Regions from separate parts of the Homo sapiens genome. Here region 2 is linked to region 1. Evidence: read pairs that join two places in POLR2A ChIA-PET (ENCODE). Cell type or tissue: PC-9. All regions are shown on one strand.

What was found. ChIA-PET counts read pairs that join two places held together with the same protein. Peaks named below come from ENCODE experiments on the same cell type or tissue, not always from the same donor. Only the 100,000 strongest peaks of a DNase experiment are listed, where the experiment ranks them.
Region 2: POLR2A ChIA-PET joins it to region 1 with 8 read pairs; 1 of 35 experiments calls an interaction of 5 or more read pairs at or near these places.

What each region holds. Positions count from the first base shown.
Region 1 is chr16:21,614,320-21,619,319 of GRCh38, forward strand. It overlaps METTL9 (methyltransferase 9, His-X-His N1(pi)-histidine), which reads left to right. Exons shown (of 5, transcript NM_016025.5): 3 at 3,546-3,755. Among named protein-coding and RNA genes, the nearest start is that of METTL9, 17 kb to the left of the region's middle. In PC-9, no CTCF peak of the experiment used is centred here; no DNase peak of the experiment used is centred here; H3K27ac peaks cover 1,718 bases.
Region 2 is chr16:23,489,207-23,494,206 of GRCh38, forward strand. GGA2 (golgi associated, gamma adaptin ear containing, ARF binding protein 2) reads right to left here. Exons shown (of 17, transcript NM_015044.4): 4 at 4,154-4,252; 5 at 2,471-2,594. Among named protein-coding and RNA genes, the nearest start is that of GGA2, 19 kb to the right of the region's middle. In PC-9, no CTCF peak of the experiment used is centred here; a DNase peak (open chromatin) is centred at 2,942.

The DNA of each region.
Region 1 (5,000 bases):
TAGGAATCCTCTCTTCAAAAAGTGCTTACATTCAACATTTTGTGTATGATTTTGGGGGCTTCAAACTTTTATTTCCCCTTTCCTCTACCCATAAGACCCTGGTTAAAATTCCGTGCTCTAGAATTTCACAGTTTGATCAAAGAGGCAATGCAGTTAATAAACCCCTTTTGGCTTCCCTTACTTAAAACTCTTCTGCTTTTTCCTTCTGATACCCACCCTGCTTTCAGTCCTTCTTGCCTTGTGTCCCATTCTCAGCTAAAAACTAAATTTTAGGGCCCATCAGTACTTTCCGGTCATGGCAGTGGGAGATAATTACTACAGGTGGCCATCTCTCACAGAAATCATTACTGTAGTACTGTCTTGTATTACCTTAGGATACTTATCAAACTTCCTTTATTTTGGAAAGGAGAAGGCCAAGTAAGGAAAGACTTAGTAGATGTTCCAGAGTTTATTTTATAAGGAAGAGGTGCATCTCTCCGTAGACTCTTAAGTCTAGAGAGAACTTAGATTGTGATCAGAGAACCTAGGATGGTTATTAAACACTAAAGTTAAACCCAAATTAGAGGGTCATATCTCTTCATGGTTTGTGTTTATGGGAAACTTTGTATTGGGCTCAGTATTTTAGGTGATACTGTTTTTCATTGTGCGAGACTGCCCCCCACACTGCAGGAAGTCTAACTTTTCTGGCCTTGCCCACTAAATGGCAGTAGTACCCCCAGGTCCTTGTGATTACTGGAAACTCTCCTGTCTACTCCCATTGCCCCCTAGAGGGCAAAATCAATCCTGGTTGATAAACACTGGGCTTGATGGATTTTGATTTATTTTTTGACAGTGTTAATCTTTTTGTAGAGCCCCTGTTGCTAATGTTCTTTCGAAATAGGACAATGCTTCCCCTCTTTCTCTAGTGCCTTCTTTCTTTCTTTTTTGGAGACAGGGTCTCGCTCTGTTGCCTAGGCTGGAGTGCAGTGTCACAATCATGGCTCACTGCAGCCTTGACCTCCTCAGGCTCAGGCAGTCCTCCTGCCTCAGTCTCCCAGGTAGCTGGGACTAGAGGCTCATGCCACCGTGCCTGGCTAATTTTTGTATTTTTTATAGAGACGGGGTTTCACCATGTTGCCCAGCTGGTCTCAAACACCTGGTTTCAAGAGATCCTCCCACCTCGGCCTCCCAAAATGCTGGGATTACAGACGTGAGCCACCATGCCCAGCCTCTAGTGCCTATAAATGTAGACCAGTCAGATGAACTTGTGAGCTCTGAGCTCAGGTGACCTCTTGTTCTAGAATTTTATAATTATCATGTCAAGATTCCTCACATCCCAAGGAGATGGCTTGGGAAGCACGCTCTGGGAAAATTTAAGCAAAATAACTATTTTGTGACTTACTTTTGGTCCTGTGGCAAGTCAGCATCAGTATTTGAAATTCGCCTCCCCTCAGCCATGCTGCCAGTAGCCTCTTTCTGCTGTGACTGGTTTCTGTGTTAAATTTTGTACAGCTACTTCAGCAAGTTCAGATTTGCTTATTTTCTTACTGTAATATATGAACAATTGAGGATTAAAACAACTTGTCTTTTATGAGACGTGATTTTCTTTGGTAAGCAGTTGTAGTCGGTAGCATCACGTTTAGTGGTCTCTGAGGTCTTTCTCCAAATTTTTAGCATTTCTATGGGGGCAGAAGATTTACTGTAAACTTGGTTAAACTCTCCTATGGCCTTAATGGGAAAAGGAAGGGGGACTTTGTTACATGAACTCCATTATTTGTATTTTTTCCTAAAACTGGTCTTACCTTGGGCACCGTGTTGCATGCATCTTTCCAGTCACTGTATAGCAGCAAACATTCTGTACCTTATGATTGTTTCCAGAGAGCAGCAGTACAGAACAGGTTTCCCTGCCACTTCCTGGACCAGTGGTCCCCAAACTGTTTTCTAGGGTCTGAGGAGGAAGTGCCTCAGGAACTGCTTCAGGCTGCAGAGAAAGGCCTAGAAGTGGGCTGGCCACAGCTCCTGGGCTCCCAACCTCATTCGAACAGCAGCAGCTCTCTTAGGATCTTATGTTATCTGTGAGTTCCACTTCATTTAAAGAAAGGGTTCTGCTGCTTAAAGGAGGGTTGAGAATCCCTGTCCTAGATAAACTAGAATTTCAGAGCTAGAAAACAAGTCCTAAATAGGGATTGCGCTTTATTTCCCAGAGTGATGCTTCCATGAGACTTGGCTGGACCTATAGTTGCTTTTCTGAGGGTTCTCTTCAATCTCCAGTTAAACTCCCCTCAGTCTCTTTTTTCAAAGGCATCACTATGGTTTTGAGTGTTTTCTAGGACCTTTAGAAATAATAGGACCCAGACAGTTGTAACCATATAAACTGACATAAGTACGAATCTACTTTAATGCATATTAACCGACATCACAAGGACCACTCTTTTCCCTCTTTTCTCTAGTGTCTCTTAAAAATCTGTTATACTAAAGCTCTTTTTTCCTGATCCATGGTTTAGTTCCATATTTGAAATCACTTTTTTTTCCTATTTGGTTTCTCTGCTACTGTGGTCTGGCTGTGTTAGCTTGTCATCTTTTTCAACTGATAAACATGTTTTCTGTTACTCCTTCCACTTTTCCTTCCTATTTTGACTTAAGTTCTTCACATTCATCTCTTACTTATTTCTTCTTCCTTCCCCTGTCATCCTTTCCACTTTCCACCTTTTATTTCCCTCCTCCCATGCTTTTTTGGGGCATTATTTGCAACTCCAAAGACAAATGGTATCTGGAGGCATTTTCTTATTTTATTAACTTTGTCTTCTAATCATAGAAATGACATAAAAGATAATATCTTTGCTGGGCACGGTGGCTCATGCCTGTAATCCCAGCACTTTGGAGGCAGAGGCGGGTGGATCACGAGGGCAGGAGATCGAGACCATCCTGGCTAACATGGTGAAACCCCTTCTCTACTAAAAATCCAAAAAATTAGTCAGGTGTGGTGGCGGGCGCCTGTAGTCCCAGCTACTCAGGAGGCTGAGGCAGGAGAATGGCATGAACCTGGGAGGCGGAGCTTGCAGTGAGCAGAGATCGTGCCACTGCACTCCAGTCTGGGCGACGGCAGAGCGAGACTCTGTCTCAAAAAAAAAAAGAAAAAAAAAATTAGGCCAGGCGCAGTGGCCCATGCCTGTAATCCCAGCACTTTGGGAGGCCGAGGCGGGTAGATCACCTGAGGTCAGGAGTTCGAGACCAACCTGGCCGACATGGTGAAACCCTGTCTCCACTAAAAATACAAAAAATAAGCCGGGTGTGGTGGTGCATGCCTGTAATCCCAGCTACTCAGGAGGCTGGGACAGGAGAATCGCTTGAACCCAGGAGGCGAAGGTTGCAGTGAGCCGAGATCATGCCACTGCACTCCAGCCTGAGTGACAGAGTGAGACCTTGTCTAAAAAAAAAAAAAATCTTAACCATGTAATAAGTGATTATGGTTGTTGGTGCTGAGTCACTATATTCACTTTGTGTGTGTATGTGAGGGGTGCTTAATTTGCATAGACACTTCCATTTTTGTCCTTTTTTTCTTTCAGGTTGCTAGGAAGAGGCTCAATGTTTGTGTTTTCACCAGATCAGTTTCAGAGACTGCTTAAAATTAATCCAGACTGGAAAACCCACAGACTTCTTGATTTAGGTGCTGGAGATGGAGAAGTCACAAAAATCATGAGCCCTCATTTTGAAGAAATCTATGCCACTGAGCTTTCTGAAACTATGATATGGCAGCTTCAGAAAAAGAAATACAGGTATAATTTTCTTGGTTTTAGATGCATTTCTTCTTGAAAGTATATTATTTAAAGGATATGAATAAAAAATGATCTTCCATGATTAGAAATTTAAAAAATCATCTCATACATAATTAACTGGAAATGTAGAGAAATAATCTTCTGGTAGCAGTATTTTTCTGGAGCGGAGGGGTTGGCACTATAGGTAAGAAAAGCACTAGCGAGAGACAACTTGGAAAAGGCAGATCAGAAGAAGGGACTTCTTCCCTAATCAGAATGTGGCATTCTCAAAAAAAATTTTTTTAAGTAGTGGTAAAATACACATAGCATAGAATTTACTGTTGTAACTATTTTTAAGTGTACAGTTCAGTGGTATTAAGTACATTTACATTGTTGCATAATCATCACCACTATTCATCTCCAGAAATTTTTGTCTTCCGAAACGGAAACTCTGTACCCAATAAACAATAACTCCCCATTTTTCCCTCCTCGTAACCCCTGACAACCACCATTCTACTTTGTCTATGAATTTGACTATTCTGGGTATTTCGTATAAGAGGAATTATATACATTAGCTCCTTGTGACTGGCTTATCGCATGTAGCATAATGTCTTCAAGGTTTACTCATGTTGTACCATGGGCCAAAATTTTCTTTTCTTTTCTTTTCTTTTTTTTTTTGAGATGGAGTCTTGCTCTGTCACCCAGGCTGGAGTGCAGTGGCACGATCTCGGCTCACTACAACCTCTACCTCTCAGGTTCAAGCAATTCTCCTGCCTCAGCCTCCCAAGTAGCTGGGATTACAGGCATATGCCACCATGCCTGGCTAATTTTTTTGTAGTTTTAGTAGGGATAGGGTTTCACTATTTGGCCAGGCTGGTCTCGAACTCCTGACCTCAAGTAATCCAAAGTGCTGGGATTACAGGTGTGAGCCACTGCGCCTGGCCCAAAATTTTCTTTAAGGATGAATGATAATTCGCTGTATGCATGTACCACATTTTGTTTACCCATTTATCTGTCAGTAGATATTTGGGTTGTTTCTACCATTTGGCTGTTGTGAATAATGCTGCTATGAACATGGGTGTACAGATACCGACTTGAGCCCCTACTTTTACTTCTTTTGGGTATAGACCCAGAAGTGGAGTTGCTGGATCACATGGCTAAGTCTGGGTTTAATTTTTTGAGGAATTGCAATACTTTTCCATTGCTGCTGCACCATTTTACATTCCCACCAGCAATGTAGTACAAGGGTTTCAGTTTCTCCACTCC
Region 2 (5,000 bases), 1.9 Mb after region 1:
CAAAACACTGGAAAGTGTGCAAATTCACAATATTTTTGTTGTTTTTGAGACAGATTCTTGCTCTGTCTCCCAGGCTAGAATGCAGTGGTGTGATCATGGCTCGCTGCAGCCTCAAACTCCTAAGGTCAAGCAGTCCTCTCACCTTGGCCTCCCAAGTAGCTGGGACTACAGGTGGGCACCACCACACCCAGGTAATTTTTTTAAAAAATTTTTTGTAGAGATGGGGGTCTCGCTATGTTGCCCAGGCTGGTCTCAAACTCCTGGCCTCAAGTGATTCCTCACCTCAAACTCCCAAAGTGCTGGGATCACAGGCGTGAGCCACCATGCCCAGCCTACAGCTTCCCTGAATACATCAGAGAGCCCAGATCACAGGGCAACAACCAAGTAACCTGAAATCTAAGGAAAAAAACAACCTCCAAGGATTGACAAAAGGCAATACCAATAGTAACAACTAAGCTAGAATTATTTAAAAATTGTCTACAGGCCAGTGTGAGCTACCAAGAGAATACAGAATTTCTGGAGGCTGCAACAAAAAGAAAATAAGCTCTTCTCCAGAGGCTCACGAAAACAGCGGGAAGGCCTGAAGGCGGGATTAGGGGGAGAAGAGTAACAAACCCTGCAGCCTTAGAGCACCGGTGGAACCCACTGCAGCTAGAGAAAAAACAGGGGAGAAAAAACAAAAACAAACCCTAGTACCCTTGGAGGAGGAGCAGGAATTATGTCCTGGGCCCAGATCTACACTGGGGTGAGGCAGGATCACAAACAGATCCTACCAAGACCCAGGATGCAGTGCCTGCCTAAGAACCAGGCTGAATCAGAACAGAGACTGGCCCTGCCCGCCACCCTATCCCTCTGACAAGGGATGGCTGTCTACTGCTACGAGTGGCAAGAACAAGGAGAAAGGCTCTCTCTGAGGTGCAGAGGAAAGTGAAGACCTACAGCTGAGAGAACAGATACTGAAGAAAACTAACAAACTAGCTAGCCCCCAACCTAAACATCAGCTAACACTAGAGGAATCTGAAGTCTGATATAGTAACTACAGCAACAACAAATCTCACACCCAGCTCAAATCCTGTCTACCAAAAGGAAAGCTCTACCCAATTCCAGGGATTAAAAACTCCTTACCTCACTGATGGATATGCCAATTACCCTGATTTGATCACTACACATTGTATGCATGTACCAAAATATCACATTGTACTCCAATAAATGTGTATAAGTATGTGTCAATTAAAAATAAATCCACAGCCGGGAGCGGTGGCTCACGCCTGTAATTCCAGCACTTTGGGAGGCTGAGGCAGGCGGATCATTTGAGGTTGGGAGTTTGAGACCAGCCTGAGCAATGTGGTGAAACCCCATCTCTACTAAAAATACAAAAATTAGCCAGGCATGGTGGCAGGTGCCTGTAATCCCAGCTACTCGAGAAGCTGAGGCACAAGAATTACTTGAACCCAGGAGGCGGAGGTTGCAGTGAACAGAGATCGCCCCACTGCACTCCAGCCTGGGCAACAGAGTGAGACTCTGTCTCAAAAGAAAAAAAAAAAAAAGAAGTAAATAAAAATAAATCCACTAAATGATTACTGAAAGATCTTTTGTAACTATAAAATATTTTATGTCTGCACGTTGTTACTTTTATCACAATAGTATTTTTCAAACTCTAGCTCATAGGTAGCATTTATCTGTACTTCATAGTAAGGTTCCACTATTTCAGGAAAAGAGGTTAAAGATGGGCATGGTGGCTCACGCCTGGGAGGCTGTGGGAGGATCATTTGAGCCCAGTAGTTTGAGACCAGCGTGGGTAACATTGCAAGACCCTGTCTCTACAAAAAATACAAATATTTGGTGTAAGTGAGACAGCAAGTGAGACAGAGACAGAGAGAGAGGAAGAGAGTGTGTGTGTTTGTGTGTGTGTGTTGGGGTGTGGGTGGGAGAATAATAATAAATGAAAAAATTAGTTGGGTATGGTGGCACACGCCTGTAGTCCCAGCTGCTTGGGAGACTGAGGCAGGAAAATGGCTGGAGTCCAGAAGGTCGAGGCTACAGTGAGCCATGACTGCACCACTGTGCTCCAGCCTAGGTAACAGGGCAACACCTTGTCTCAAAAAAAAAAAAAAAAAAAAAAACCAAAAGGTTAGTTTTTAGGCAAACAAGTCTTTTAAAAGATAAATAAGTGCTTTAGTGACATAGGTAGCTTGTATTTTGACCTTTTTCATGCTGTGGTTTCCTATGATTTCCAGGCAACAGGGAAAAAAGCAAACCCTACATCATCTTTCCAGGTTTGCACTATGGCTTTTAAAGGTAAGTAGATAAAAGATTTATTGCGTAAAAAAAAAAAAAAAAAACTCTACCTCAGTGTCTATGGTCCTACATAAGAAGTACAGCTTTCAACAAAAAATTATAAGGCAGATGAAAAAGCAAGAAGATACAGGCCTAGTCAAGAGGAAATAAGACACAGTAAGGCAAGTCAGACCTTGTTTCTTCAGCATCTGATAAGCGTCTCGAATCTTGATGTCTTCCGGAAACCAGACTGTCCAACTGAAGAGTATTTCAATGACTCTTCCTTTAACTTTTCCTGTGGCCCAGGACCCCAGGTACTGAAAGTAAAAAGGAAAGAGAATTCTAGAGCTGGAAGGGACTTGGGAGACCGACACTTTAACTAAAGAGGTAGCTGCTGAGGCCCAGAGACACAAGCTCCCAGGCGCGGTATGAGTGTGAGGAGAGACTAGAGGCCACACCATCTGGCGCCCAGCCCCGGAGCCCTTCCTGGGATTCAAGGAATTCATCTCGGCAATACTCACACTAAACCCCACCATGCAAGAGCCTGGGTCAGAGCCTGTTCTACACCACTGGGGACAGTCATTTTTTGCCTTGGACAAGAATATAATAATAAAATTTGGTCTTTGTTTCCGTTCCTGGCACAGAACTTCAAAAATCCTTGGAATTTCCTGAGTCACAAGAGTGTCTTGTTATTCAAGAGACACACTCGCAGGGTGCACCTGAGTTTTCACTAATGACTTACAGTGAGTGCCTAGAGAGCTTCAAGGGCTGGCCACTCCAAAGAGATCAACCTTGTGATCAGAGGGCTGAAACTTTCAGCCCCATCCCCTGACCGGTGCCCCCACATCCCCCCACCTGTGGAGGTGGTGGGGCGGGCAGGGGGGTGTGAACTAGAGATTGAGTTCAACTATGTGGCCAATGATTTGACCGATCATGCCTAGGTAATAAAACCTAGTGCTAGTTCAAGCCAGCAATGATGTGTAAAAAAACAAAACAAAACAAAAAAACCTCAGATGAAAACACTGAAACAAGGAAGCTCAGAGAGCCTCTCAGTTGAACCTACGTTGGGAGGATGGCAAGCTCAGAGTCCAGGGGAGGGCACAGCAGCTCTGTCCCCTCTTGCCCCACCAAGACCTTGCCTATGTATCGCTTCCATTTGTATCCTTTACAATAAAACAGGGATAGAAAGTATAGTGCTTTCCTGTGTACGTGAATCATTCTAGGGAATTATGGAATATGGGGCGGTGGGGGTCATAGGAACCCCTGAATCTGCAGCTGGGGATGCAGAAGTGCAGCAGCTTGAGGACACATGAGACTCACGGCTGGCAGCTGAAACACAGGAAGCCTAAGCAGCACTGAGCCCTCACTGCGTGGGGTCCGGGTAGCATGCAACTCAGGGGAGTGTCAGAACTGAAATGAACTGTAGGACCCATGGCCAGCATCGGCACTGTTGTGGGAACACAACAAGGCAGGGCTCAATGTTGGTTACCTGAGACTGGCTGAGCTAAGACAGGTGCCAGGAGGACAGGTACAGAGGACAAGGCAGGAGGTGATAGGAAACTTTCACGCCACCCCTGGGATCTCTCACTGTCTCTATCAGGAACCTGTGCCTCCAAGCTGGAGTTCCTCATCTCCTCTAGGCCACACGTTCCCCAGGCCTTCTTAAAAGGGAAATGTGAAAATGCTAACAGTGAGGGGCAGGGGTCAGCTAATGAGCAGAGCCTCTTCCTAGAGCTTGGAGAGGAGAGCGCTTCTTTCACAGGCAGGAGCAGGTTTTGTCCATGCGTGGGCCTGCCTCTGGCCTGAGGAGGGAGCCAGGAGTTTGACAGTGGGCGTAGGTGCGACACAGTCAGCAGAGCCAAGCCCAGGTACTCACCTTTGGGGACAACACTTTGATCAGTTCGTTCAGGAAACGAAATTTGGCCACCTCGCTGTGGAACTTCTCCCCACAGTGGTTCATGCACATCTCCAGCACCTGCACAGACACAGGACCCCCAGGAGAAGGTGGAAAGCCAGTGGTCCCAGGCTCCCCTCCAGGCTGGTAATCACTTGCTGGAGACTGCGCTGGAACCAAGGCTAACCCTGCCTCAAGCCTATGAGGACACTGAAGTTTTGATGAAGAGGACGTTTTCAGATCAAGAAAAAAATGTCCCCTGTTCAATCTTGCTATAACTGCCTGAGGTTTATGCCCAGGAAATAGCTTAGTGAGGTATGTCAAACCCTGAGGTCACCCCACCTTTTAAGGAGACCCTTTGAGAGGAGAAAGTGGCTAAAGAACCAACCCCTCCCCAGAGGCAGAGATCTGGTATCCAGTGCCCAAGACCAGCCGGATGTCACCCACTGGCACTCAAGAGGCAAGCTGAGCCTGCAGACCCCTCCTCTCGTCCATACTGTGGCTTTCAACACTGCAAATTAGTCACCAACATCTAAACACTCAAACATATACAAAGACCTAAACTAGCAACCCTGAGCCCATACTCATACCTGCCAACAGCTAGTGGGCCCTGTGCTAGAACTGCCCTCTCTAGAAAAGGCACATGAACTTGCCAGCCCTGGTCTAAGAAGGGCAAATGAAATAAAACCTTCCTTTCCTTCTCCCACAGTAGACTCAATGCTGCCCTGAAGAAACAGACGAGAAACAGGAGGAAGAAGGGTGGGGACCCTGGCCCAGATCTCCCTCCTCCAACCTGCTGTGAAGGTAAACCTCTCAGGGGACCTCCCTT